Regions from separate parts of the Homo sapiens genome. Here all the other regions are linked to region 1. A link is a contact called in ENCODE Hi-C or POLR2A ChIA-PET data. All regions are on one chromosome and are shown on one strand. The core of a region is the stretch at or near the end of the contact, and the rest is flanking DNA. Distances in the headings are between cores, read along the strand shown. Region 1 holds the start of ID2-AS1 (ID2 antisense RNA 1). Region 2 holds the start of KLF11 (KLF transcription factor 11). Region 3 overlaps LOC100996549 (a long non-coding RNA gene).

Region 1 (4,138 bases), core at 1,384-3,883:
AGTGAATGCCAGAGATCTTAAAAACCACTCGGAATTCAGGTATTGACTTCAGACATGTTTTATTATAATCTTATACAGTCTACATAAATTTGAACTTGTATTTATTTGGGTTCAGTTATAACATAGCATAATAAAAATCAAAGCACTGGTCCTCTGAAATAAAGCAGGCAATCACCATTCAATAAACACACTTGATTTATTTTGTATAAAAGGGTTAAGTTTACAACTAAACTTTTATAAAAAGTTTAGCATGAATAAGTACATCATTACACTTTTGAATGCAGAAATAGACATCTCTGCCACTATACAAGAAAACTCTAATTAAAGAGTTCACAAGGTTTCACTCAAATAGATATATTTATATATAAATATATACACAGCATTCAGTAGGCTTGTGTCAAAAAGGTAATTTCTGACCAAAAGACTTCATTTAAGTGACTGAATACTGGATCCTTCTGGTATTCACGCTCCACCTTTGAAAAAAGGCAAAGTCTGCTTAGATTGGGCAATTCCTTGTGATTTTAACGTTTTCGCTCCCCATGGTGGGAATAGTATATAAAGAAAACCTTCCAACTGCAGAAAGGGCATTTAAAAGTCTTTTTCATAAATAACGAATATCACAGTCCAAGTAAGAGAACACCCTGGGAAGATGATCATTCTTAGTTTTCCTTCCATTTTTTTTTTCTTTTTAAAAAGGTCCATTCAACTTGTCCTCCTTGTGAAATGGTTGAAAAATAAGTTCAGCACTTAAAAGATTCCGTGAATTTGTTGTTGTTGTTGTTGTGCAAAGAATAAAAGAAATCATGAACACCTGCGAAAGAGTGGGGGAGAAAGGCATGTTTAAGAGAATGTAACCTAAGGGCAGAGGCGGGCGACTGGCGCCGGGAGGAAGCCACAGTTTGAACATTTAACCAAACACTCAAAGATTGGGCAAACCCTGGCGTCCAGATGCAACACACACACTCGCCTCGACAGCGCAAATTAAACATTAAAATAGCAGAGACTCAAGGGAAAAACTTCCCAACCCAATCTCCTATTTGGATCTCCAACAGCAGTGCTACAGGCGCCAGTCTGCTTCTCGTAACAATTATTTGATTGAAAACAGCCCTTTAGTTAACAGATAGGGAAGTCTGGGATCCCACATCACAGGGTTGAAGGCACAGGGTAGCAATCCTCAACTAGCCCAGAGAATCCCAGAGGACTATAGTTTTAGGGAAGGAGGATCACTATGGAATTTGTGGCGGTAAGATTAATTACAGTGGAGGTTAGTACCTCATAGTACCAGAGGACTCGTAGGAAGATCCAGGGCATTACATTTGCTACAAAGCCAATACACACGTTCCTCGGCCGCCTTCGTAGTAAGTTATTGGCATCATTTCCTTTTAAAGGAAAATGTTCTGTGATCTCGAGCACCCAAAGCTACAAGCTCCTTCATGTCTAGTGAGACAATGTAGTACGGGTAACACCGCGAAGTAAGCATGCATTTACCAAATCAGACATTTTATAGATACACAAGCAAAAACACATGCGCGCGCGCGCACACACACCGAGGGGCAGTTTACCCACGGGTGGCACAAGCAAACACTCACCGCTTATTCAGCCACACAGTGCTTTGCTGTCATTTGACATTAACTCAGAAGGGAATTCAGAAGCCTGGAAAGAAAGAGGATAAAGAGTACGAGGTTAAGACAATGTTAAGTAGAAAGGGTTTTTTTTTTTTTTTTTTTTTTTTTGTAGTCCACAGACCAGCAAGTTCCATTAAACACGTTTATGGTAACAATTCAGATTTAAAGACAGACGCATTAACATGTCAGAACTTACTAGCAATTTCACGCACAGCTCAATCTACAGCAGATTCTGAAGAAAATAAAGTTAAATAGCTCATACGAAAGTCACCGTCTGGGCTACGGATCTCCTAGTGACAGCCCAGACGACCGCGGGAGTGTGCGGCGGCGGGGCGGGGACCCCGGAGCAGGTCTTACCTGCAAGGACAGGATGCTGATATCCGTGTTGAGGGTGGTCAGCGGCGTCCTGGACGCCTGGTTCTGCCCGGGTCTCTGGTGATGCAGGCTGACAATAGTGGGATGCGAGTCCAGGGCGATCTGCAGGTCCAAGATGTAGTCGATGACGTGCTGCAGGATTTCCATCTTGCTCACCTTCTTGTTCTGGGGGATGCTGGGCACCAGCTCCTTGAGCTTGGAGTAGCAGTCGTTCATGTTGTATAGCAGGCTCATCGGGTCGTCCACAGGGGTTTTGCTCCGGGAGATGCCCAGGCTGTGGTCCGACAGGCTGTTTTTCCTAACGGACCTCACGGGACTGAAGGCTTTCATGCTGACCGCGAGGGAAGGCGAGACCGGGAGGGAGCTGGCTGCCCTGAAGCTCAGGCCGCCGCTGCCGCCTGCTGAGCTAGCTGCGCTTGGCACCGGGCTCGGCTCAGAATGAAGCCCGAGCCCGGCGGGGCGGCTTTTATCCGCACTCGCCGGGGCCACACGCTGGAGCTTCCCTTCGTCCCCATTGGCGGAAGGTGGCACGTCTATCAAGACGAGCGGGCGCTTCCATTGGTGGGCGCGGGCGCGGGGCGTGGGCTTGGTTCTTCCGCGTTCGCAGCCAATCCCCGCGGGGTGGGCGGGGCGCGAGCCCAGCTGGGGTGGTAAATAGAGTACAGTACAGTAAGTGCGGGGCTGGCGGGGGGCGGGGGGCGGGGAGCGGCGGGCGGGGGGCGGGGAGGAGGGAGGCGGGAGGAGGGAGAGGAGGAGGGAGGAGGAAGAGAAGGGAAGATGGGGGAGGGGAAGGGGGAGGGGAAGGGGGAGGGGAAGGAGGAGGGAGAAGGGGGCAGACCCTGGGCGCCTAAATATGCATTCTTAATTCTAATTCCAAGCGCGCGGCGGGACCCTTGCCCTGGGGGTGTTCCCAGACCAAGCCCTACACACCTTAGAGCTGTCGGCAGCTCTAAAATCACAGCTACACGGGCGAGTTCAGCACCGCAGGGGGGAAGCCACAGTTCACTGCAACCCATCGGAGGGAGAGCGTGAGGAAAGATAGAAAGCATTTCAGAAGAAAGTGAAAACGCAAATTAGGTTGTCACTGAAGAGTCACGTTTGTAGAGTGAGTTCGTCTCTTCAGATAAGGAAAAGTTATGTTAACACAAACAAACCACCCACGCACGCATTCGACGACAGGCTTAGTGTGGGCTTTTGCAACCCGGAGCAGCGCGGGAGGCATTACTGTAAACTCAAGAAAATGAGTACTTATTGCAAACCATGCCCAACCTCACCGGTCGCTAAGGAGCTCTCACAGGCAGGGCGCTTTCAGGGTTCCTTTTCAAGAAGGAGGCAGGGCTATTATAATGATCGTATTAATCGGAAATAATTAGGAGAATTTGCATATTGAAACTACATTTACATACACTGCCCTTGAAAGGCTGCCGGTCTGTGCCCTTCCGTGTAGGTGGCAAAGTAATGTGATTAATTATGCACTAATTGTGATTTCTGGTGTCACATTCCAACACCTAGAGGAGTTCCAAAGCTTTGTGACAGATAGGTGGCCCTAGCCATTGATAGACATCTTCACACTAAGGAAAAAAAAATATTCTGTCATATGAGGTTTGGAATCTTTTCAGCACTAGTACTGAATACGGGTTCAAGGTTTTTTTTTTTTTTTTTGGCTGAAAATCTTTTAAGAACTCGTTCTTTCAGTCTAAGTTTTAAAAAGTTTGCAGCTATTTACTTAAATACCTTAATTTTCACATAATTGTAGCTTATCTAGAATTCTGTTTTGACCACAGTGTGTCAGTTTCTTGTTTTTGAAAATATTTGCTCCAGAAAACAATGAACTAGAAAACTCCAGGAAAGGCAATATTCAAATCTTATTTACTTTCTGCCTCAATCTCTACCTCCTTTGCATTTCAGAAAGCGGAAGGGGCAGGCCTAGAAGCTGAAAGAAAAGCTCGATAATGGGGAAACAGTGTTTTTTCCTTCAATTAATGATTAATTTCTCAGCTGGTGGGGCCAGCAGTCTCTGACCGTCACGTGACAGCTATGCGCCCCATGACGCCTCTCCAGGGAGGCAGAGTGGGTGGCACTGAGGTGGAGCTCACCTTCCTGAAATTCAGCCCCCTCAGTTTGGAGGAAGGAGGTAA
Region 2 (4,138 bases), core at 1-2,500, 1.4 Mb before region 1:
AGAAAACTAAGCCGGGGGCGAGAGGGTGATATTACTCTGAGAAGAGTAATACCCCTCCCTCCCAGGGAGGTTACAGTGGGCCGAGATCGCGCGCCCACTGCACTCCGGCCTGGGCGATAGAGCGAGACTCCCTATCAAAAAAAAAAAAAAGGAAAGGAAACTTTAAATGTACGAAGATACACGTTTCCTCTCTATCTGCCATGCACCAAAGCATCAAAGCTTTCCGTCTGCCGAGGTTCCCCGAGATCAAACAAGACGAGGCCACCTCAAATCCCCGGCCTCTGTCCCGCAGGCTGCGCCACTAAACCCCCTGTGATGTCACAGAACCGGGCGCCGAGGCCGACTCACCACACGGGCGGGAAGGGGCTCGCCCGGCCCACAGTGCCCGCACACCACGAGGCCCGCGCTCTGCCCACGTCCACGGCTACCTCCCCGAAGCCCCCAGGTCGCGACGCTTAGGGCCCCCAACGCTCGCGTGCCGCGTTCCCGCCTCCAAGCGTTGCCCCGCCTCCAAGGCAGTGCGGCGCTCCCGCCTCCCGTCGTTGCCCCGGCCCCTAGACCTTGCCCGCCCCCAGGCCCGAGCGGCACTACCGCTAGCCGCTCTTAACCCGCCCGACGGCCGCGTGCCCCGCCCCCAAAACCGTGCCGCGTTCCCGCCAGCAGCTCTTGCCCCGCCCCCAAGGCCGCGTGCCGCGTTCCCGCCAGCCGCTCCCCCGCCCAACGGCCGTCCGGCTCACAGGACCGGGGTGACGTCATGGCTGGAAATAGCCGCGGGGCCAGCGGGGCGGGGCCGCCCAGGAAGCGCAAGACAAAGCTGCGCGGGGAACACGCCCCCTCCTCGCCCCCGCCGACCCGGGCGCGCCCGTCGCGGCCGCCGCCCCGCCCGGCTCCGGAGCCCGCCCAGGCCCCTACCGGCGCGGCCGCAGCGAAGCCCTGCACGCCCCACCTCCCGCATTTACAGGCGCGCGAGTGCCGCACCACTTCCCCCGCCTCGCCCCTCGCTCAGACGAGTAGTCCCGCCGCGGCAGCCCCACCACTCACTGCGCGCGCGTCGTCTGGGCCTGCGAAGTCCGGCGTGTGCATCGTGCAGGCCGGCCGGGAGCAACAAAGCGGCCGCGGGGCGTGAGCTCGGGCGCAGCAGCGGCCGCACGTGGGCTGCGGGCGGCGGCGGCGGCGGCAACCCGGAGCTCCTGCGGCCGGCACGCGCCTCGCCCGCCCGCGCGGCTCTGCCCCGGCGCGGCCCTCGCGGCGCGGGAGGGGCGGGGCGGCCGCGGAGGGAGCGGCTGGCGGGGCGGGGCGCGGAGGCGAACCAAAATACACCGCGCCCCTGCCGGGGCGGGGCCGGCCACCACCAGCCAATTCGTGCCCGGCCGGCCAATGAGCGCCGCGGGGGGCCGCGTGATCGGAGCCTGGCCGCGGCGTGATCGGGCAGGGCGGGACGCGGCACGTGTTTTGGTCGGAGCGAGGGGCGGGGCCTGAGGCCCTGGAAAGTAAGGGAAAGGTCGCAGCGGCGCCAGGGGCAAGCGGGGCGGAGGGGGCGGCGGGGGCGGAGGGGGCGGCGGGGGCGGAGGGGGCGGCGGGGCGGCGGGGGCGGCGGGGCGGAGGGGGCGGGGCGGCGGCTGGGGAAATCCCAGGGCCGGGGCCGGACTCGGTGCGGGGAGAGGGGACCACGCTTATAGGAACCTCCTGCAGCCCCACCGGCTGAATCCATCGGTAGCGGAGACCCACCTAGAGGCCTCAACCTGGCTTTTGTTTGGTTGTTTTTAACTTCTGTCATTCTCCCTTCGTCTCTTAGGAATGCGTCCTTGACCGGAGAGGTCGGAAAGCTGGCCGGTTCTAGGTGACATTCCTGCATCCGGTCATTTTTGCAGACAGCGGGAGTCAGAGCTTATTGGCCTGAGTGTCCCGCTGACGCCCCTCCTCTGGCGTCTCTGGGCCTCTTCCGCTCTGTTACGGGGTCAGGGGAAGCCGAAACGGGCAGTCACCCAGAAGGCGCCCGCTGAAACCCGCCCATTCTTCCCAGGCCCCGAGAAAACGCCGCCCCCTCCGGGAAGTCCTCGAGCCTGCAGGAGACATCTAGCCCGCTGTCCAGGGCACCTTTTTTTTTCTCCCTATATTTCGGTTGCTCGCGTCTCTTGGTGTGGTTTGCCCACGTCTGCAGCGCCAGGTTCGTGGAGAGCAGGAACCATGCTGTTTATTTTCGTCGCCGCAGCCTTCAGCTCAGCGAGGAGCCACCCCTCCTCCGTCTGTTCACTGCGCGCGCCTTTGCTGAGCTGTGATGCGGGTTGGCGCTCAGTGCAAGGGGCAGAGGCCGCAGTGAGGAATCCTCCTTTTTTAAAAGCTCCATCCAGGGAGCGGGAGCAGAGAGAGAATCCCGGCACCCCGGGGCTTTGCTCTGAGCGAGAGAATTCTGGTCTTAGGGGAACGGGCTGGGCCCCACCACTCACATGAGCAGGACTCTGGTCCCCACTTGTTCCTTCGGGGCCCACTCGGGTTGGGCAGAGGGGTTGACCAGGCTGAGGAGAGGGTGTTTGCTGAAATAGTAAGAGGGTTTAAGACGAAAGAACCGTGATAAACTGCTCGCATGAAGACCCCGGAGGCTCTGAGAGGGGCGCAGGGTGTTCTGTGTGTAAAAAGTTAAGTCTTAAGATACACACTGGAATATTCTCTTTTGCCTGGACTCCTGCATTCGCCTTATAACTGGTCTCCCTGCGTCCACTCCAGCTCCCAGAGCCTCTTCCCACTCAGCACCCCCAGGGGTCTTTAACCCTTTCAGTGGCTCCCACTGTACTCAGCGTAACGCTTCTGCTCCCCACTGTGGCTTGTGAGCTCCTGCAGGGACCCAGCCCCATGCCTCTCCCCACGCCCCGGAGGGACAGCCTGGGCCTCCTCTTGGGCGCCTGTCCCACCAGCCCCTCTGCCGTCTCCAGGTCCTCGCACTTGCTGTTCCCTAGAATGCTTTTCCCCCACATGCCCCCTTTACTCTCACCCGCAGTCCACCTGGAGAGGCCCCCTCTAGCGGACACACCCTCGGGGCCGACCTCCAGTCCCCTTCTGGCGGGCTTTCTTGTTTTCTTCCTCCACAACACTTTTCTTGAACTGCCCCTTTTCCATTACTTCAGTTATTTATCATCTGTCTCCCCACCAGAAGGACTCTCCCAAGGCCAGGGAGCCTGGCTGTTTAATAAGTCCACGTAGGTGAACGAGCGAATCGAAGGTATCCACCAGCCTCCCTGCTTGAACATCCCGTGAGCACCTCTAATTGTGTCCTTAAAAAAACTGAACTCAGGGCCGGGCGCGGTGGCTCACGCCTGTAATCCCAGCACTTTGGGAGGCCGAGGCGGGCGGATCACCTGAGGTCAGGAGTTGAAGACCAGCCCGGCCAACATGATGAAACCCCGTCTCTTCTAAAAATACAAAAATTAGCCTGGCACGGTGGCAGGCGCCTGTAATCCCAGCTACTCAGGAGACTAAGGCAGGAGAATCGCTTGAACCCAGGAGGCAGAGATTGCAGTGAGCCGAGATCGCACCACTGCACTCCAGCCTGGGCGTCAGAGACTCAGTCTCAAAAAAACAAACAAAAAACTGAACTCGGATTCCAGCCAAATCTGGATTTCTCACCTCCGTGAAGGGTACAACTGGAGACCCTGTTCCTTGATCTAGAAACCTGAGCGTCACCTTTACCTCCTCCCTTTCGCACAGTTGCTGTCTTCCGCCAATTACATGCCCTTCTTCCTTCTCAGTTCCTCTCAAACTCTTATGTCACCCACGCCAGCCCTTGTCCTGGCCACCACCTGCTCACCTGAATTGTTGCCACTGCCTCCCAACAGGTCTCCCTCCCTCCAGCCAGACGCCCTACAATCTGCCCTCACCTCACTGCCAGAATGATCTTCTGGAAGCAGAGGTGGAGCTGAACCTGTATTCAAGCCGTCAGTTGGAATCCAAACAGTTATAGGACTGACTTCAGGCTCCATGGCCAGGAACCCATGAGTCTTTGTAGCCAGGCTCCAGCCAGCACTTCCTGCATCATTTCTGACCAGTTTCCCAAATTGCTTTCCCTGCTGCCTTCCTGCCCCCACTGACCCAATACAGAACCCTGTACTCTCAAGGTCACGCCACTCTCTTCTGTTTCTAGACA
Region 3 (4,138 bases), core at 935-3,434, 1.1 Mb before region 1:
CAAATCTGGCTTCTCCTGTGGCCACTGTGAAAGTTGATCATACAAAGGTCACTGTTGTCATAGCCAAGCAGAGTTATGAGACCACAGGAAAAAGCACTTGGACCACGTAACATTGCTCCAAGAGTATAACTGTCTCCAACCCTGGCTGCTGGAACAAGTGTTGCAACCTGAAACCGGTTTGATCTAATAGCTACAGAAACAACCTGCGGAAATCTAAGACTAGTTTCACCCACTCACCAATCAGAGCTTGCCGGATCCCCAAAACGTTGCTAGTGCTAATGAACTTGCTTTCCTAACAATCCATAACATTTCTCATTTTTATGAAACCTACAACCTTCTCTTTGCTCTTTGGACATACTGAAGACCACCCAGTCTGTGTGTATGCCCCAAACTGAAATTCTTGCTCCCCAAATAAAACATTTTAAACTTAGAGATTTGTCTGTATATTTTATTTGACTTTGACAGCACCAGGGGCTCCGGCACAAATCTCCTCCTTCAAGCCCTTTTCTACACAGTCCCGTGGGTCTACCCTGAAAGAAGCCTGATGACGGCTCAAAGACACAATGTTACTGGGAGGTAAATTCAGGATTACTTGACCGAATGGCCCACCCGAGGTCACGGAGGCTGCTGGAGGAACAGAAAATGGTCTTCACCAAGTGAAGCATTGTCGGTCTTGGCCTGTGTCTGGCTGGAGAATGTTAAAATTCTGGGGACACAACAGAAAAGGCACAGTTGTGGGGACCAGGCCAATGTCAGCGTGAGAACTGGCTCCATCCCCCTCCCATGAACCAGCTCTGCGGCCAAGGCAGGTCTGCATTTCCTGGTCTGTGACACGGAGTCAGTAACATTGCCTACTTCCCGGGGCTATTTCCAGAGAAGTGAGGGAATGGGTGTGGAACGCCTGCCATCTGCGGAGCCCCGCATGAAACGTCTCTGTCTTTCCAGCCAGCCCTGAGCCAGGGAAGGGACTGGAAGCACAGCGGGTGGCTGAGGCGGGCTTTCGGCAGCTTACCCCCAGCCTTGCCCCTCCCCGCCTGCTGAAACACAATCTATGGTTGTCGCCTTCCTGGAGATGTTAGCCGCCCCCTCCAGAGGTGGTTCCAAATCTATTTCTCATTTGGCTGATTTAGGAGAGGCTGCGAATCGGTCGCTATGGTTTCTTTATTTTCTCCTGACAGCTTAGGAATCATTTTTCCAATTATTCCCAGGGGAGGAAAAAGAAGTGGAGGAAGCCAGTGTTTGGAATGAGGGGAAGCTCACGGATCTGAAATGCAACCTCTTCTGCAGGAGACCCGGCACAGCTACCGGGACCCATCACCTCCCTGTAGGAACCCCGCCCAGCCCCCTCCAGCCAGCCCTGCGTGGTTGTGGCCCCACTGCAGAAACGCCTCCGCTTAACACTCCAGCCTCTCTTCTATTCGGTCAGGCCACAGCTGCTGACTTTGTGCCTGCTGTAGCAACCCCGAGCCCCCAAATAAACCCTCCCTCCCAGGGTGGCCTCTCTACGGGGGGAGACAGACGGTGACCAAAAGCTATCAGTTAAATGCACAAACAGGACTTAGAGGGTGGAAAGTGACAAGAAGAGAAATATGGCAGGAAAAAGGGGTGGGGGTGAAATTTTACACAGAGCCATGGGGAAGGCTGCTGAGGAGGACCTGCAGGAGTGGGGGGCTCCCAGACAGGAACTGTGGCCCACTGCACGGATATGGGCAAGTTTGGAAGGGAATGAGCCACTCCAAGCCTCAGCCTTGGCCAGCCATTCTCAGGTCCAGGCAGGAAAGATGCCAGCAGTCCCACATCAGCTGAGGTGTTCAAACACAGTGGTGTCCCCTAAGCAGGGAGACTGCAGAGGGGATTCAAGCCCTGGGCAGGGGGCTAAAGTAGGCCAATCCTGGTTCTGCAACTGTCCCTGGCCCAGCAGCTTGTTGGCTGTGTAGCGTCTCAGGCACTCCCTAAAGGTCAAGGAGTCTTGGCCGAGACTTCGGCTCACCCCAGCCCAGCTTCTGCTCCTGGCCGGGAATGGTGTTTCCTAACCACACGTCCATGGAGCAGGAAGGTACGCCTCCACCCGCTCCCATTCCTTCTCCACAGCTTGCCACAGGGCAGTGCTGGGTTTAGTTCCTCTCCTTATTTAGAGCTGGGGCGTATCAGGTGTGCAGCTGGACAGGTACCAGCCAAGGCAGAGAATGCAAGTCAGCCACGGGTGGCATGTCGGGAAGCACCAGAAGGTGCCAACTTTGGCATCCAGGGCCTTCCTGGACCTGCTGAAATTTGGTCTAAATGTGCTCTTGTACCCGTGTGGAAGGGCTCAGTGCAGCCTGGGTCTGGGATTTCAGGGAGCAGAGTATGATTCTGGATGGGTGATTTAGCCGCAAGTGAGAGTTTTTACTGAGCCCAGCAATGGGCAGAGCATGGTTCTGGGGGTGGCTGGCTTGGGGGCGACACAGACAGGTAAACCAGTTGTCCGTGTGAGTGGAGGGGGCAGAAGTTGATAAGAGCAGGGAGTGACGGGCAGGGGGGTCTGGGAGCTCATTTCTCATAATTAGGTGTTTTCATGGTAGCTTTGTGCTGCCGCCGACAGAACCCCTTGTTGGGATGAACTTGTAGTGGGATGATATTTTAATCTCCCATATTCTGTTAGTTTGCCAGAGCTGCCCTAACAAAGTACCACAAACTAGGTGGCTTGAAACAATAGAAATTCACTGCCTTGCAGTTCTGCAAGCCAAAAGTCTCTGATCAAGGTGTGAGCAGGGATGGTTCCTGCTGGGGCTGTGACGGAGACTCTATTCCAGGCCTCCCCAGCTCTGGGTGGTTTTCTGGCCACCTTTGGCATTCCTGGGCTTCTAGACACGTCACCTCAATCTCTGCCTTCGTGTCCACGTGGCGGTCTCCCTGTGTGTGTGTCTGTGTCAAAATTTCCCCTTTTTATAAGGATACATTCATATTGGATCAGGGCCCACCCTACTCCAGTATGACATCATCTTAACTTATCACATCGGCAATGACCTAGTTCCAAATAAGGGTCCTTCGGAGGCACCGGGGGTTAGGACTTTGTATTCGTTTGCGGGACTGCTATAACAAAGTACTGCAGACCCAGGGGCTTAAACAATAGAAATGCATTTCTGCCAGTTCTGGAAGCTGGAAGTCCACGACCAAGGGGTCCGCAGGGCTGGTTTCTTCCGAGGCTTCTCTCCTTGGCTTGCAGAGGAACGTCTCCTCCCCGTGTCTTCACCTGGCCTTTCCTCCGGGCATGGCTATGTCCATATCTTCCCTTCTCGTAAGGACTCCAGGCAGATGGGATTACAGCCCACCCACATGACCTCATTTTAACTTAATTACACTACTTCTTTAAAGGCCCTTTCTCCAAATGCAGTCACATCCTGAGGTACAGGGGTTAGGGCTTCAACATATGGATTTTGGAGAAACACAATTCAGGTCATAAGACTTCAACATATCTTTTTGGGGGAAACAGTTCAACTCATAACACACACTGTGAAGCAGTTTTATCTCTTGCTGCAAACATTTCCTCAGCTCCCATTCTGTGCTGGGCCCCGTGCTAGAAGCCGGGGGAGCCGTAGCATCACCCTTCCAGGAGCCCCGTCTGCAATGGGTGACAGACCAGTCGTGACTGTAGCTCGTGTGACAGCTGCCAAACTAGAGGCTCAAGGGTGAGGGGCTGGGAGAGCTGAGAGGAGCCACACTCGCTCTGTGGGGAAGTGAGGCAGGAAAAGGTAACTGGACAAGGCTGACTGGGAGGTGGCCAGACCAGCAGGAGGGTGGGGGTGTTTCAGGCAGGGGGGCCACACTTGCAGACGCTCAGAAGCACCAGGGAGCCTGGCACATTCCGGAAACTGCAGCTGCTTCCTCCGAACCTTCTGGGCATCTGCGAGGCCCTCCTGACCTGGATCCCTAGCACCCCGACCCAGTTCTGTGAAGCGTGTCTCTGGGCGCTCCTGAAGGCAGGACTGAGAGCTCCTGTCCCTCCCCTTGCTCCGTTTCCATGTTCTGGGAGGAAAGAATGAATGGAAGTTGCGAGAAACTGGGCTCACATGTTCAGCAGTCGGCATTGACTGAACAGTCCTGTGCCAGGTGCCTCACTTGCCTTGCATTTTTTTTTTCAGTGTAAATCCACCCTTTA

Evidence for each region. A loop is a pair of places that touch in the nucleus more often than their neighbours do. ChIA-PET counts read pairs that join two places held with the same protein, here RNA polymerase II (POLR2A). Pooled maps may share reads with other maps.
Region 2: a loop to region 1 is called in a map of gastrocnemius medialis, with 12 times the contacts of the local background. The contact joins the promoter of KLF11 here to the promoter of ID2-AS1 in region 1. A Hi-C loop is called at or near these places in 3 of 168 maps with a recorded cell type or tissue (CD8-positive, alpha-beta T cell, ascending aorta and gastrocnemius medialis) and 10 of 50 pooled maps.
Region 3: a loop to region 1 is called in a map of lower leg skin, with 22 times the contacts of the local background. The contact joins the enhancer-like site here to the promoter of ID2-AS1 in region 1. A Hi-C loop is called at or near these places in 1 of 168 maps with a recorded cell type or tissue (lower leg skin) and 3 of 50 pooled maps. POLR2A ChIA-PET finds 5 or more read pairs at or near these places in 1 of 52 experiments (activated naive CD4-positive, alpha-beta T cell).

Annotation. Positions count from the first base shown.
Region 1 is chr2:8,680,358-8,684,495 of GRCh38, reverse strand. ID2-AS1 (ID2 antisense RNA 1) reads left to right here and starts at 2,633. Exons shown (of 4, transcript NR_110154.1): 1 at 2,633-2,669. ID2 (inhibitor of DNA binding 2) reads right to left here and starts at 2,440. Exons shown (of 3, transcript NM_002166.5): 1 at 1,983-2,440; 2 at 1,590-1,653; 3 at 35-811. The coding sequence starts at 2,330. The coding sequence ends at 1,597. RefSeq lists enhancers at 2,201-2,250, 2,738-3,241.
Region 2 is chr2:10,040,662-10,044,799 of GRCh38, reverse strand. KLF11 (KLF transcription factor 11) reads right to left here and starts at 1,250. Exons shown (of 4, transcript NM_003597.5): 1 at 1,042-1,250. The coding sequence starts at 1,083. KLF11-DT (KLF11 divergent transcript) reads left to right here and starts at 1,399. Exons shown (of 3, transcript NR_135558.1): 1 at 1,399-1,490; 2 at 1,796-2,167; 3 at 3,149-3,247. RefSeq lists silencers at 557-626, 667-716, 837-886, 1,177-1,406 and a promoter at 1,093-1,992.
Region 3 is chr2:9,754,882-9,759,019 of GRCh38, reverse strand. It overlaps LOC100996549 (a long non-coding RNA gene), which reads left to right. Exons shown (of 3, transcript XR_241267.4): 3 at 1-430. Among named protein-coding and RNA genes, the nearest start is that of TAF1B, 87 kb to the left of the region's middle. RefSeq lists enhancers at 1,260-1,782, 1,783-2,305. Within about 2 kb of position 2,184, at least 6 of the 41 ENCODE cell types and tissues checked have a DNase peak (open chromatin) inside an H3K27ac peak, as active enhancers do.